Linked DNA regions of Homo sapiens: region 2 is linked to region 1. Evidence: chromatin loops called from intact Hi-C (ENCODE). Cell type or tissue: mammary epithelial cell. All regions are shown on one strand. Each heading gives the region's core, and the rest is flanking DNA. Links, peaks and the distances in the headings are about the cores only. Region 1 has its middle 730 kb from the start of IGFBP3. Region 2 has its middle 540 kb from the start of IGFBP3.

What was found. Hi-C counts contacts between places; a loop is a spot of excess contacts. Peaks named below come from ENCODE experiments on the same cell type or tissue, not always from the same donor. Only the 100,000 strongest peaks of a DNase experiment are listed, where the experiment ranks them.
Region 2: it touches region 1 in a loop (1.8-fold over the local background); 2 of 110 quality-filtered maps call a loop at or near these places.

Annotation. Positions count from the first base shown.
Region 1 is chr7:46,652,289-46,657,676 of GRCh38, forward strand. No RefSeq gene overlaps it. Among named protein-coding and RNA genes, the nearest start is that of IGFBP3, 730 kb to the left of the region's middle. In mammary epithelial cell, for the core only: CTCF peaks have their summits at 2,678 and 2,885; DNase peaks (open chromatin) are centred at 2,493 and 2,793; H3K27ac peaks cover 2,389 bases.
Region 2 is chr7:46,454,086-46,459,473 of GRCh38, forward strand. No RefSeq gene overlaps it. Among named protein-coding and RNA genes, the nearest start is that of IGFBP3, 540 kb to the left of the region's middle. In mammary epithelial cell, for the core only: no CTCF peak of the experiment used is centred there; a DNase peak (open chromatin) is centred at 2,376; H3K27ac peaks cover 809 bases.

The sequences.
Region 1 (5,388 bases), core at 300-5,299:
AGGCTCAAAGGAAAAAGAAACATTATTTCAGAAGAGACAAGCATTGTTGGCCAGGAAGAAACAAAATGAAACACTCCAGGCCACTCCACATATTCCTTAAGTGAAACCTGCTTGTCTGCTCACTCCATAAATTATTGGGCTGTCTGCTGTGAGCCCTGGCGTTTACATGTTCATGTATTACATGAACATACTTACCAACCTAACCCGTGGAAATATTACCAGCGGTGATGCAAATGGACCATCTGCCCTCACCAGACACATGAGAAAACCAACCACAAGAAAGGGGGCTGGGGGAACTCCTGGGACACTGAACTCAGAAAAAAACTAATATACTTTGGGGAGCAGGAGAAAACGCATTAAGCAGATTTAAGAAGATGTTGCAAGTATGAAACAAGAATGGCAGCTTTGAATGGCAGAACAAAGAGAAAAAAAGGTCTTAGACATTGTAAGAAATACAGTAAAAAAACAAGTGTGCATGCTCGATAGTCAGATGTTTACTTTGAACACTAAGTTGATTATTAACAAAACTCAGAACTCAAAGAAAAAGTTGGAAAACATGAGACAAAATAATAAAAAAGCATTGACCATATGTCTAAGAGTTAAACATACATCTAAAAGATCAGGTCAGGGATAATGAAGAAGAGGTAAAATATTGAAAAAAGTAAAAAACATATCTGGAAGCTAAAAAATAACATAAATGCTTTGAACAAGAGTCCTTTAATACTGTGTTGGGTGGTTGGATGAATTAGGAAAAGACCTTATTGGGCCCACCTAGAGCCAGTTGATGATTCCAAGTTAGCAAGAAGTTCTGAAAATCTTTCAGTATTAAAAGAATCATAATGAATACCAAGAAGTGGATGTTAGTGTAACATGAGAACTCCCTGAGAAAAATCCCATACAAATATCAGTGTGGCTTCACTTGTGGATTTTTGAGGGAGAATTGCCTGAAGAATTGAATTTTAGTGAGCATCTACATGATTCTCTTTCTGATCTCTTTCTGGAAATACTTACAATGTAGAAGCATAAGTTAGAAAATCAAAATGTTAAAGACAATAGAAAAAAGTTATATTGGCAGGGCACTGTGGCTCACGCCTGTAATCCCAGCACTTTGGGAGGCCGAGGCGGGCGGATCACGAGGTCGGGAGATTGGGACCATCCTGGCTAACATGGTGAAACCCCATCTCTACTAAATAATACAAAAAATTAGCCAGGCGTGGTGGCAGGCGCCTGTAGTCCCAGCTACTCGGGAGGCTGAGGCAGGAGAATGGCATGAACCCAGGAGGCAGAGTTTGCAGTGAGCTGAGAGTGCGCCACCACACTCCAGCCTGGGTGACAGAGCAAGACTCCATCTCAAGAAAAAAAAAAGTTATATTTGCATGAGTGAGCACACAGACAAACAATTGCTAATTTATTCATTTCCATTGAAACACTTTCTGAAGCTCTTAGGTACCCAAACAGATCGCCAGGACCTAAAGATGATGTAGAAATGGGGGAAATCCAATGCTTGCCCTTGCAAAAAAATCATTATTCAGTAAAAACAGGTTAAATACACAAATATCTATAATAATAAGCAGAATGAGTTGTCAGACAAGGGAAAAATGTATTTGTCAGTGTTCTTCAGAAAAAGAGAACCTGTAGGATATATGCGGAGATTTATTATGAGGAAGTGGCTCTTGAAACTACAGAGGCTGGGAAATTCCATGATCTGCACTCTGAGAGGTGTAGATCCCAGAAAGCTGGTGATGCAAATTAATCCAAGCCCAAAAGCCTGATTACCAGAGAAGCCAATGGTATAAATCCCAGTCTGAGGGCCAGGGAAGATGAGATGAGATGGGATGTTTCCGCTCATGCTGGCAGAAGAAAGAAGAGGCATATTCCTCTTTTCTTTGTCTTTTGTTCTACTCCAACCCTTCATGGATTGGGTAATGGCCAACCACATTGGGGTGAGCAATCTGTTTCGCTGAGTCCACAGATTCAAATTCTCATTCAACTCAGAAAAACCATAAAAAACACACACAGAAATAGCACTGTGCACCTCATGATCCAGTCAAGATGACATGTAGAATCAACCATCACAAGTTCAAACTTTGTCAACTTGGCACACAAATGCCTCACCTCAAATCATAATTAATCCTCAAATAAAAACAATAACAAGGTCACAATGCCACTGAACGTGATACACCTATCCTATGTACTACCAGTAATGCACTAACTCCTTCCCCAGAAGCAGAGGTAAAGCCCTGAGTGATGTTTATTCTTCTCCTTGGTATTCTATAACTTAAATTTTATAATGTAAATTAACAATATTTAAATACTACAATACGAAATAAATACATCTTATGTTACAAGGCAACAAGATAAGACAGAATAAAAGATACACATACATATGCATAAAAACATACTCAGAACAAAGTAAGGAGAAAGTGCTTGTGACAATTGCAGTCATGAGTCATTTTTCTGTAACTGGTCATGTGTTTGTAGCTGGTATTTATAACTACCTTCTTCCACTATCCATTCTGTATTCCCTTTGACTTTAGCAAGCACCTCAGCCAATTGTGGTTCTTTACCTGGTAGGATGACCCAAACCTTCATTCCTGAAGGGTCTGGGCCATTAGATGGCCTGAATATATTAGCTTTTTGTGGTTTTCCATTGACTTTAATCACAGGACATGGTAATATTAAGAGATGCTCTAAGTATTCCAGACATACTCTACCTCCACTAGGGAGTAGTAGTTCAGTGTCCCCTTGGTAATCTGGATCAGTCATGCCAGCCAACACAGTAAATTCTTGGCCTGTTGACTCAGAAGGGAGATCCCAAAGGTGGTGGATGGCACTCTTAACTTCCTGTTTAATGAAATCATGATTTTGTCTTCTGGTGGGAACATTTCTTTTTCCAGGATGAAGACTTCTAGGTCAGCAGAGCATAAAGTCATGGAAGCAGGAAGAAAACATTTTGCTAATGGGACACTAGGGGAAGTCATGAGTAGTGTCACTTCAATTTTGAACCTTGATTTCTGGACCTAAGAATTTTGGCTATCAGACAAACAGCACCAAATATTGGATGCTGATTCAGAACATAGTCTTCTGGAGAACACTGCCTCAACCCTCAAGGTATTATCACCTAGCTGGTCCTGTAACCAAGACTTCAAATGGCCATTCAACCATTCTATCAAGATGGCTACTTCAGGATAGTGGGGGATGTGGTAAGACTAGTGAGTTCCTGAACATGAGACCATTGCCACATTTCTTAAGCTATTAAGTGAGTTCCTTGATCAGAAGCAGTGCTGTATGGAAAAACATGATGGTGGAATAACATGAAGACAGGATTTTGCCCCAAAGTGCTAAAGCCCTAAAGACAGTTGAGGCATTCTGTGAGTCCACCAAAGGTAGTCTTGACAGAAACATTCAAGAAAAGCAAATCTATATCCGGAGTAAGTATATATTCCAGGAAGGACAAAACATTACCCCTTCCATCATGGAAGCTATCTAATATTATCAACCTGCCACCACCTAGCTGTCTCATGACCCCAGGAATGATGCTATGGGGCTGGGGGCTGAGAATCTGTTCTGGTCTCTGCTGCTGGCAGATTGGACACTCAGCAGTGGCCATAGCCACTTCAGCATCAATGAGTGGAGTCCCTGTTGCTGAGCCTATGCATAACCTTCATGCCTGCCACATGGCCAATATGTTCATGAGTCCATTGGTTAATAACAAGGTTGGCTTAGAAAAGAGGCTAACTGGTATCCAAAATATGTCATCCTATCCACTTTATTATTAAAATCCTCCTCTGCTAAGGTCACCATTTGATGAGCATTCTCATGAGACACAAATATCTTCCCACTTTTTCTCCATTCAGGGAAAAACTGTCCTCAAACTTCTCTGTGACATTTTCCAATCGTGCTCCTTCCAAGTCTCTGACCATTAGGCCAAAGCATTAGACATCAACTGGTATATAATTGTATGTCTAGCCACTTCTCCTTCCAAACAAAATGGACAATTAGATGGATGCCCAAAGTTCTGCCCACTGGGAAAATTTCCCTTCACCAATGTCCTTCAGGAATGTCCCAGAGGGTGGCTGCAGTGCTGCAGCTGCCCTGCATATCATGCAGAATCATCTCTAAACCAGGACTGAGTCTTGTCTTCCTCTGTCAACTGATTGTTGAGAACTCCCCAGGAGCCCACAGGTGTAGCTGAGAGACAGAAGGTAATGAAGCAAGAATGGAGACCATGAAAATTTGAACCACTTCTTCATGTAACTTATTTGTGCTTTCAGGGCCTGCTCATATACCCCAAGTATATGCCACCTTCATTTGATGATGGAGTGTTGCTGCATGCAGCCAACTTGATGGCTTCATGGGTCAGCTAATAGTCAGTTCATGATGGGCAGCTCAAGTTGCTTGGTAAATTTGTGGCTTACAATTAAACTGTCAGTTGCAGAAAAAAAAGCTATTTCTCAAAAGGAGAGCAGTTTTCTGCAGATGACGATAGGATCTTGCCCCAAAGTCCTAAAGGCCTGTGCTCTAATTCATCTATTGGAGCCTAGCAAAAGCTCCAAACAGCATCGCCACCCACTATTGACACTTCAAGAACCACTGGATCTGCTGAACCATATGGCCCAAGAGGCAGAGAAGCTTGCACAGCAGCCTGGACCTCTTGAAGAGCCCTTATTCTGGGCTCAAATCAAAACCAGCAGCTTTTCAGGTCATTCAGTAAATGGGCCAGTGAAATACACCAAAATGATAAATATATTACCTCCTAAATCCAGAGAAGCCCACTAGGCACTGTGCCACCTTCTTAGTTGGAGGAAAGGCAAGATGCAACAATTTATCCTTCACTTCAGAAGAGATATCTTGATATCCCCACACCACTGGGCCCTTAAATATTTAATTGAGTTAGAAGGCCCCTGAATTTTTGTTGGGTTTATTTCCCACCTTCTGACACACAAATATCTTATCAAGAGGTCTAGAGCAGCTTCTACTTTTTGCTCACCAGATCCAATGAGTGTCATCAATGCAATGGACCAGCATGATATCTTGTAGACAGGAAAGGCAATCAAGATCCCTGAAAACTAAATTATGGCATAGAGCTAGAGTGTTAATATGAGGCTGAAGTAGGACTGTTAAGGTGTATAGCTGGCCTTACCAGTTGAAAACAAAGCTGCTTCTGATCAGCCTCTGGACAAGTATAAAGAAAAAAAGAATTTGTCAGATTAATAGCTGGGTACCATGTATCAAGAGATTTGTTAATTTGCTCAAGCAATGAAGCCACATCTAGTCCAGCAGCTGCAATTAGAGGTACCACTTGATTAATCTTACAATGGTCCACTGTCATTCTTTAAGATCCATCTGTCTTTTGCACAGGCCAAATAGAGACAAATGAGGATGTGG
Region 2 (5,388 bases), core at 164-5,163, 200 kb before region 1:
TTTTTTCTTGTAAATTTGTTACAGAATGGGAGAAAATTTTTGCAATCTACTCATCTGACAAAGGTCTAATATCCAGAATCTATAATGAACTCTATGTTCTTTATATAATTGAAATACTTGACAACAAACGTCCATTTCCTAAGGGCTGGTTAATAGTCATGTAATAGAAAACCATGGAGTCATTACCATAAAATCTGAAATTTGTTTTAATTAATGTTCTTCAGAGTTGGCATTTTTTTTCTCTTCTATTCTTCTAGGGTTATTCTTTGTACAGAGGATGAAGAAATCCATGTGCACAGATTGGACTTCTCCCTTGGGCCGCGGAGATGTTCCCAACTGTCTCCCGGACATTTCCAGCTCAGAGTCAACAGATGATTGGAGAGTTATCTCATCTGCTACATATTTACTTAGTCACATCTCCTAACTGCTCCAATCACCCAAGAGCAAAATCTAAGTGTCTGCCTTAATAGTTCTTATCAATGCATCACCATTCACAGATGTGCATGCACTTATACATACACTCCTTCAATCCATCCTACGTGGTGTTGATTGTATCTCCAATACATTCTTCATAACCCTTCTTTCTTCTCTGCCTTCTACAGTCCCTATCCTGGACAAGACACTAATAATTTCTGAGGGGTATAATTTTAATACATTATTCTCTGAACTCCCTACTGACAATTCATGTTCTTCACATTGCAAATAAAGTTCTCGCTCTCTAAAATGGCAGTTGATTATGTTACTCTCTTTGTATTTGTTTTATTATTATTAATTTCAATCTTCTAAAGTCCCCCCACTGCTTATACTATAGCAGCCAAATTCTCACAGCCCAGAGCTTGGCTTTCTACATTCTGCTCCTGGCAAGCTCAAGCTCTGCAGTTCCGTCTCCTTCTGTTTTCCCGTGGCTTCCCAGGCTGCTGTTCAGTCTTCCTGGAGTCACTCCTGATTGTCTTGTGGTTGCTTGCAGCCTCCTTCTCTGTGCACATGGCATTTTCTGTGCCAGAAACACTGCTAATCTATTATGAGCCTGGTCAGTTTCTGCTTATTCTTCAAGTTCCCTCTCAAGGGGACACTTCTGTAAGTCTTCTTTCAGCATCCTGAGTGGAATTGATTACCACCTGCTTCATGTGTCTTATGACCTTATGGAATCCCTCTCACAGTCCTTTTTCATTGTAATGTCCATCTGCTCCAAACAGACCGTGCTCTTCAACAGTGAGGACTAGGATATACTCCATAACCTAGCCCCACACCTGCAGGAATAGATGTCTTAGTTTAGATTCTACCTAAAAGTAGATCCTGAAGCAAGATCTTAAGTGCAAGAGGTTCCGTTTGGAGGTGATTCCCCAAGAAGCACAAGAGAGAGAATAGGGAGGTGAGGCATGGGAGGAAGGAAAGCTGTAAAGGCTACTAATCAGTGGGTCATCCCTCCAGGCAACTGGGATTCAACTGGACAGGGTGCACCTGAAGAATCATATAGAACATTCCTCATAATACACTAAATCTTATTTTGTCACATCTTATAAATTTATCTTTTGAAGTCAGTCCAAATGAGAGTGGTCTTCAATTCTACATGACCTCTATTTAGATACTGGAAAATAGCGAATGCGCTCTCCCTTTAACCCTAACATTGTCCACAGCTTTGACAGTCACAAACTCTTCATCATAGGGTCTCACTTTTACAAACTCATTCCATTTTATGGCTGTACCATATAAAAATAGTGCCAAGGGCTAACACGGTGAAACCCATCTCTACTAAAAACACAAAAAATTAGCCCGGCGTGGTGGCCAGCGCCTGTAGTCCCAGCTACTCTGGAGGCTGAGGCAGGATAATGGCATGAACCCGGGAGGCAGAGCTTGCAGTGAGCTGAGATTGCACCACTCCACTCCAGCCTGGGCGACAGAGCGAGACTCCATCTCAAAAAAAAAAAATAGTGCCAAGGATTACCCACGGTGCCCTGGAACCTAAGCATGCCAAGGTGTGTGGTGTGGCAGAGAGTACCAGACACTTCTTTGCCCAGGGCTCTAATCAAGCTGCTGGAGTGAAGCCAGTTGTCGTAGTCCATTTGACTCACACACTTCTTGGATCCAATCTGCACACCCGAATTTTGGCTTATGATATATATCAACCTGCATTTCTTCTTGGTTTTCCTTGTAAAATGTACCTATTACTGTGCTTCACAAGAATTCTTGAGAATCTATTCAGTTTAGCCCAGGCACTGTGCCTGGAGTTAGAGAAACAGACACAGACTGAACAAGGGCAGGGCCTGTGAGGTGCTCACACCACGGCAGGAGTCCAGATGTGTCCAGGGTCAGAAAAATGCTTAAGGGAAAGGCTCAGCTGCAGACATGGACAGAGTGTGTCTAGAGACTGAACATGCAGCATAGTCACGTGAGACTTTCCCACTGGCATCTAACTTAATGGAATGTTATGCGTCAGTGTTATGGAATTGCACATGAGCCAAGAGAAAAAACATCCCAAAGATTTTGGTTTTAAGTATTCAGAATATGTGTTTTGCTTACCAAGCCAAGCTATGCTTAACCATGGTATCTAGAAAGGATTTGTTGATTTCTAGATATTCAGTGATTCCATTATTTAATATAAAGGAGCTAATAATAATAAAATAGCTAATTCTTAATGGGAGAAGTATGTAAAAGAAAAATGTGAAATAATTTGCATCAATATCATTAACTTAAAAGATAAAATTATTGAAACATTTATTTTTCTTAGTTATATAATATTTGAGTTTTGTTTAAAGAGCATGTATTATCTTTATAAATCAAGAAAAATACAGTAAAAAGTAGAAAAACAGAAAATTCAAAGACATAAAGAGACTCACAATGGTGACTCGCAGGGGAAGGCAGAGAAGCACAAATAAAATATTTATTATTATATCTCACATCTTGAGTGTTCATTGTAACTATTGTGTTAATTGGTACTCTCCCTGTAAACACCCCACGAGTTCTTACTGCCTGTTGCACAAACAACTCCAATTGACTAAGACCACAGCACTTCGATAAAGAGTTTAATTGACATGAGGCCAGCCATGCCACCTGGAAGACAAAGTTATTACTCAAATCAACTCCCCCAAAACTTGGGGGCTAGGGTTTTTCCAGAATAGTTTGGCGGGCAAGGGAATGGGGGTGTGGATAGTGGTTCTCTTCTGGGTGGGGCCACAGGATGGCTGGTGGGTCCAGGTGGAGCCATCATCATTAGAAATGCAAAAACCTGAAAAGACATCTCAAAGGCTAATCTTCAGTTCCATAATAATGATGTTATCTGCAGGAGTAATTAGTGAAATTTCATATCTTGTGACATCCGGAATAATGGCTGGTAATTGTTTTTAAGTCTATACCTTGGCAGAATTCAGGCTTCTCATCCATCTAACCTGATGGTTTTTCACTAGCTTTACAAAGTCAGTTTAGTTTTGGGGAAGGACTATTATTATTATTTAAACTATAAACTAAATGTCTCCCAAAGTTATCTTGGCCTAAACCCAGGAATGATTAAGGGTAGTTAAGAGGTTAAAGGCAAGACAGTTTTGCTAGATCAGATCTCTTTCACTGTCATAATTTTCTCACTGTTCTAATTTTGGCAAAGGTAGTTTCATCCCAGGAGCTTTAAAAGTGCTCACAGAAGTGTGTTGGGACTGTAGGAAAGTTTAAATTTTCCCGTTGAAGTCTGGATAATTTGAATATATAAAACAAACTGATAATAGACAAATTAATAGGAAAAATGGCATGCAAATATATTACATGCACATGTGTAAATGGAAGTCATAAAAAATAAGAAAACTCAAAGAAAGGACCAGATGGTACAAGTTTCATCCATCCTGAGGTTACAGAAAGAAGAGGGGCTTGGAATAGGGCAAGACAGGTTATGGGAAAGGGAATAAAGGAAAAGTGTAGGGCAAAAGCAGTTGGAAACTTCACGCAGATGAAACCCCAGGTAGCAGCCCTCAGAGAGAGTAGATGGTAATCAGTGGTAATGGTTTTCATCAGACCATTAAGGGTATCAGACTCTCAGTTAATCTTTTCTAGATCCAGACACAGGGGCCTCCAGAGAAAGCCTACTTGCATCCATTGTTTATTTCACTTTATTTCCTCTACTGAGGAAATTTCCCCCACAAAAGACAGCTTTGCAAGGCTACTTTTATCTGCAGGACCTCTGAACAGCCATCTCAAAATATGTCAAAGAAGTATATTTTGGGGTTAAATAGTTTTGGTTTCCTTTAGGACCATTAGAAACTCCTAGACTAGTCGTAGTAGCAGTAATAATAATAATAGTTACTAACTTACAGAGAAGTTTGCTTGATCTTTGCAGATATGGGAATTGTAGCCAAATATTATTCTTGATACTTTATGAAAAGGCAAAAATTGCCCTAGAATGAGTGTAATAAGATGTTAAAATGGAACTTCTGGCTGAAATATAAAGATATCAATTTCCAAAGTAATGTGTTAGACAAGATTTACAAAACATGTGGCCAAAAACTGGTTAGAATGGCTTTAATGAAGAGGTTGGTGGGGCAAAAAATAAACAAATAAAAGTGTGTGTATGCACTCTTGTGCTCCACACCCATAGAGAAAAGTTAAAGAAACAAAATTGAGCTTTTATAATAAAATCCGAATTAGCATGCTCTATGGGAGAGGGTTGATTTGCAGCCATGAGAGTCAGCATAGATTGTATTGATCTTGCCTTCTTGGCCTGGCAAAAGTCCTCAGTTTGCATGTTAAAAGAAAAACTTTGAATACATTAAATTTAACAGAGTTTAATTGAATAAAGAACTATTATCAAATTGGGCAGCTCCTAGAACTAGAATAGGTTCAGAGAGTCTCCAGGGCTGCCAAGTGATCAGATAACATTTATGGACAGAAAAAGGAAAGTGACGTATAGAAAATGGAAGTGAGGTACAGAAACAGCTGGACTAGTGACAGCTTGGAATTTGCCTTATTTGAGCATGGTTTGAAAAATTGGCCAACTGTGAGTGGATGCAATGCAGCCACTGTGATTGTGACTTGGCTATTTTTTAAGATAGTAGATTCTAGTCTATTTATATATCTAGTTAGGTGTAACCATGTATGGAGAAACCTTTAGCCTGAACTTCAAATGTGTAAAAAGACGGCGTTAGGATAAATTTAATTTAACAGTATGTCTGCTCTCCGATTGTTACTGGAAAGGAGTCCTAATCCAGACCCCAAGAGAAGGTTCTAGGATCTTATGTAAGAAAGAATTTGGGGCAACTCCACAGAATAAGTTGAAAGCAAGTTTATTAGAGAAGTAAAGAAAGAACAGAATGGCTACTCTATAGGCAGAGCAGCCTTGAGGGCTTTGGGCTGGCTATTTTAAGGCTTATTTCTTGCTCATATGCTAAAAGAAGCATGAATTATTCA